2 separate regions of the Mus musculus genome follow, and region 1 is linked to region 2. Evidence: chromatin loops called from intact Hi-C (ENCODE). Cell type or tissue: heart. All regions are shown on one strand. Region 1 overlaps Kdm2b (lysine (K)-specific demethylase 2B). Region 2 has its middle 2.9 kb from the start of Anapc5.

Evidence for each region. Peaks named below come from ENCODE experiments on the same cell type or tissue, not always from the same donor. Only the 100,000 strongest peaks of a DNase experiment are listed, where the experiment ranks them.
Region 1: it touches region 2 in a loop (2.3-fold over the local background); 3 of 42 quality-filtered maps call a loop at or near these places.

Annotation. Positions count from the first base shown.
Region 1 is chr5:122,898,749-122,901,248 of GRCm38, reverse strand. All of the region lies in intron 12 of Kdm2b (lysine (K)-specific demethylase 2B), which reads left to right. Among named protein-coding and RNA genes, the nearest start is that of Gm33118, 42 kb to the left of the region's middle. In heart, CTCF peaks have their summits at 1,006 and 1,641; DNase peaks (open chromatin) are centred at 818 and 1,538; H3K4me3 peaks cover 2,359 bases; H3K27ac peaks cover 2,056 bases.
Region 2 is chr5:122,823,034-122,825,533 of GRCm38, reverse strand. No RefSeq gene overlaps it. Among named protein-coding and RNA genes, the nearest start is that of Anapc5, 2.9 kb to the right of the region's middle. In heart, a CTCF peak has its summit at 1,424; no DNase peak of the experiment used is centred here.

The sequences.
Region 1 (2,500 bases), 76 kb before region 2:
TCAGGCTGGATTCCTAGCGACGATGTTCTGCCATGTTGGGCTGTTTCCGGAGTTCAATGGTGAGAATTCTTCACTGTTGAAGAATCCAGAAACCTACACCTTTCCTGCCCAATCTCCTAGGATTATTGTGCTCCGGACTGCAGCACCTGCAACCTCTCTGAAGTCAGCTCGTGAGCACTAGAGAGTAGTGGTTCTCTCCAAGAGGGTGGGATGACCGTCTCAAGGCCAAGTCTTGGGGTATTCTCTCTGACAGCTCCTAGTCTAGCAGCTGGAGCCTGCAACACCTCAGATTTCTAGCTAAATTGACACCGAATTTCAACCTGGAAAGGCGAACGGAAGAGCTGAGAGGACAGAGGCCCCAATTCTTCCCGAGGCCGACAGGCCTGCGGACTCTGGGTTGGGGGCCTCTGGGACTCGCGGGCATCAGATCCCGATCTTCGCAAGCAGATCCTGCTGCAGGAGACCTGGGAACCTGTGCCTGGTGTTGCACATAGGGCGGTTCTCCCGTGGCCATTGGACCGGGACTCACGAGACGCCCCTTAGGGACCACACAAAAGACCCCACCCCAAGACGGGTGTACATTTCCTGTGGCAGCTTGCGGCGGCAGTGGCGCCATGCAAGCAAGCCACCTATATGTATCCCGCAGCGCGCGGCGCGGACCCGTTAGGGCGGGGCGCGGGGCACGCCCCCACGCAGCCCCAGTCCCCGCGCCGCGCGCCCCGCGGCCTCCCTCCACGGGTCCGCCCCCGTGTCACCACAGGCCGGGCTCCCTTTGTGTGCGGGGCCGAGCACCGCGGCCGCGTCATTGGTCCGCCCGCCCGGGGGGCCAGCCCCTTCCTGGCTCGCCTCATGCATATGCATGAGCACCGGCCCCGCCCCGCCCCCTCCCGCGCGGGCGTGCGAGGCGCGCGGTGGCGGCGGCGGCTCCCTCCTCGCCGCGCGGGAGCCCGAGCGCTAGCCAGGGTGAGCCGAGCCTGCTCCCTGCGGGCGGCGGCGGCGCTGCTCCAGCCATGTCAGCGCGCGCGAGGCTGGGCCCACCATGAGCCATGGCCATGTCCGTGAGCGCCGAGGACGACGACTATGAATCGGAGCCCGACCAGGTCGGCGGCCCCCGGGGTGGGGCTGAGGGAGGGACCCGCGCGGCTCGACCCGGCGAGCTCCTGCCTGACGCGCTGAGTGAGGCAGGCGACCGAGACGCCGCGCCGAGGAGAAAGTTTGGCGGCCGCAGCCGGTCGGCCGGCGGGCCCGGGGCGGGCGCGGGCAGGGGGCGTGTGCGGCAGGACCGCTGCGGCGCCACGGACAATGTGGGCCTGCGGGCCTGGCCGTCGGGGTGGCGCGGGCCCCGGCCCCGCGGGTGAGTGGCGGGGCGCACCGCGCCCTCCTCGGCTCGGTAGCCCCGCGGCCCACGCGCTTGCGGAGCGCAGCGGGCCCCGCGGCGCCTCATCGCCTCCCGCGGGCAAAGTTGCATCGGGGGACCGGAGGGCGCCCCGCGCGGCCCGTGGGCCGACGGCCCGAGCTTTTGTCTGGGCGCCGCGCGCTCGCCCGCCGTGGGTAGCCGAGACAGGAAGGGGTGCGAGCCGCGGCCGGCGCGGGCCATCCGGAACCTGGCGATCGCCCTTGGCCTCCGCCACCAGGAGTCCGAGCCCCTCTCTCTCGGAGCAGAGAGAGACCGGAGTGGAATTCTGCGTGTAAAACAAAGCTCTGGGTGTGTTTACCGGGAAGATTTACTCCGAGGTTCGTCTTTAGGACACCCGGGAAGGAAGTTGAGGGTGCTGCTGCTTTTCAGCGGAGCACAATGTGGAAAAATAGCATTTGCAGTAAGACAGGCCAGGTAGACATGTCCAAGGAATTAGGATTGGGATGGGTCACCTTATCGTGTGGGCTTTGGACGGCCTGTGTGTATAAGATGCTTTTTATAATGCTGCCTGCATTTCCTTGGTGGAATAAAGACGTTCCAGCGAAGACATCGGAACATCACCCCCCCACACACACACCCCCAACCCCAGCCTCGGGCGTCAGTGAGGAAGTAATGCTGTAGGGCTGCCTTTGAGTGGTTACTGTGCCTGTAGTTCCGTAGTTTTTTATTTAACAGAGATAGAGTTTGGTGTTTGGGGTTTTTTTTTTTTTTTTTTTTTTGGTTCTGTTGCTCTAGTCTTGCCCACCCTCTAAGTGTTAATGAGTCTCACAAGTTTTTCAGTTGGGCGAATCCAGGGACAAATCAGGAGGTTTGGACTTGGAATGTTTGCCTCAGGTAGCTCCCCCTGTGTCCATGGCTCTCAAATTCTTGCTATCTAGTTCCTGCCTCGACTCCTGGTTCAGTTTAGGTCTGCCCAATTAATCCTGCCAACCGTTTACCGTTACCATGGCATCCGGACATCTTAGTAGTCCATCTTAGTAGGCTTTGGTCCATCTGGGTTGACGTTCCTCTTAACCTCTTTTTCCAATTTGACTATATATATCTCCGTCCATCCTGTGGTCCAGTGCCTTTGACAGGACGCAA
Region 2 (2,500 bases):
GTGCGCTCCACAAGTGCTCTCTCATAGAACCGCACCCCCAGCCTCTTTTAAAATACATTCTTATTATATCTGTCCGTCCGTCTGTCTGTCTACCTATCTGTGTATGTGTGTGCACATGCCACAACCCGGGTATGGAGGACAGAGGACAGCTTGAGGGGATCCTTTTTCCCCTTGCACCCTGTGAGTCCTGAGCCCGGAACTAATGTCGGCAGGGTTGATGTTTCCGGTCCTTTACCTGATGAGATGTCTGTTTGCACTCATGGGCAGTGCACAATGGAGGCCCCTTCCCCATGCCTCCATTTTTTTCAAATCGTTGTTTTGGCCCTGCCCTCCTCCCCCAAAGGATTTTAAGTGGGGCAAGGCAAGGTCGGTTTTATGGAGTAGAAAGATGATTTGTCTTCAGGTCCAGTGGCAACAAGCTGGAAAGTAGAAGCAAGAGGTCTCAAAAAAAAAAAAAAAAAGCTAGATGTGTGGCAGTACACACTGTGATGATCTTGGTGGTTGGGAGGTTGAGGCAGGAGAATAGCCATAAAATCAAAGCCAGAGTGGCCTAATGTTAGGTTTAGATTAACCAAGCTAAGTTGCAAGATCCTGTCTCAAAAAACTCAGCCCTCTCCACAGAAAAGTCTTCAATTTTTTTTTCAAAGAATTATTTGATATATATGAGTACACTATCGCTGTCTTCAGACACACCAGAAGAGGGCGTCAGATCCCATTCCAGATAGTTGTGAGCTATCACATGGTTGCTGGGACCACTGAGCGATCTCTCCAGCCCAGCCCCAGCAGGATTTTCACAAGTACTGTGATTGGGGTCTGCCCCTTCGGGAAGGTTTGGGTTTGACTAGCAGCAGGTAAACCAGTTCTCTGAGACCGCTCTGCTGGCTCTCCCATCTGTAACGGGAGCTGCAGATGTCACATTGAAGAGCAACTCTCTGATGACTCAGAGGAAAAGCTGGTGTGGTTGTGCTCCAGGTGTTCAGTGTTCTCAGATAATGTAAATCAGGCATCTGCCTGCCGTGCAAAATAACTTCAAAGCCTACTAGTTTTCAGTCCTTTCTTTCTTTCTTTCTTTCTTTCTTTCTTTCTTTCTTTCTTTTTAGGATTCATTTTTAAAAATTTTATGTACATGAGGTATTATTTTTGCTAGCATGTATACACACACACACACACACACACACACCCTGAGCAAGCCCAGTACCTGAGAGCAGAAGAGGGCTTTGGAGTCCCTGGAACTAGAGTTACAAATGTTTGTGAGCCACCTTGTGGATGGGGGGATTGAACCTGTGTCCTCTGCAAGAGCAGTAAGTGCTCTTTACTGTTAAGTCATCTCTCCAGACCTAATTTTTTTTAATCATTTGCATGTATGGTTGCTTATGTAGAGGTATGTGCATGTATGTGCAGTACCAGAGGAGACCAGGAGGAGTCAGAGCTCCCAGAGCTGGGTTAAAGATAATTGGAAAAGTTTGGCAATGGTAGAACACACCTTCAATCCCAGACCTTGGGAGGCAGAGGCAAAACGAGCTAGGTCTATAGAGCAAGTTCTAGGACAGCTAGAGCTACACAGAATGTCTTTACTGCTGTGAATAGACACCATGACCAAGGCAACTCTTATAAAAAGAACAACACTTAATTGGGGCTGCTTACAGGTTCAGAGGTCCAGTCCATTATCATCAAGGTGGGAGCATGGCAGCATCTACGGTGCACACAGTGCAGGAGGAGCTGGGAGTTCTACATCTTCATCTGAAGGCTGCTAGCAGAATACTGACTTCCAGGCAGCTAGGATGAGGGTCTTAAAGCCCACACCCACCCACAGTGCCACACCTACTCCAAAAAGGCCACACCTATTTGAACAGGGCCACACCTAATAGTTAATAGTGCCACTCCCTGGACGGAGCATATACACACAGGAAAACCTTATCTTTTTTTTTTTTTTTTTTTTTTTTTGAGACAGGGTTTCTCTGTATAGTCCTGGCTGTCCTGGAACTCACTTTGTAGATCAGGCTGGCCTTGAACTCAGAAATCCACCTGCCTCTGCCTCTTGAGTGCTGGGATTAAAGGCGTGCGGCACCACGCCTGGCTGGAAAACCTTATCTTGAAAAAAATAAAAAACAACTCAAACAACCCAACAAGCCCCCCCACCCCTACATAAATAGTTACGTGGTCTCTGATGTAGGTGCTGCGGCACAAACTCTGGTTCTCTGGAAAAGCAGCTTAGCCACTGAGTAATCTCTTAGGACAAATATCACTTATTAAACAAACAGGACTGACAGAAGAAAACAGGCCCAATTTGTGTTTGTATGCAGCAGAAGTTGAATAGTACATATCTTTTTTTGTTTCAAGAGCTATGAAAACGGGGGCTGGAGAGATTAAGAGCACTGACTACTCTTCTGAAGGTCCTGAGTTCAATTCTCAGCAACCACATGGTGGCTCACAACCATCCGTAATGAGATCTAACACCCTCTTCTGGTGTGTCTGAAGACAGCTACAATGTACTTACATA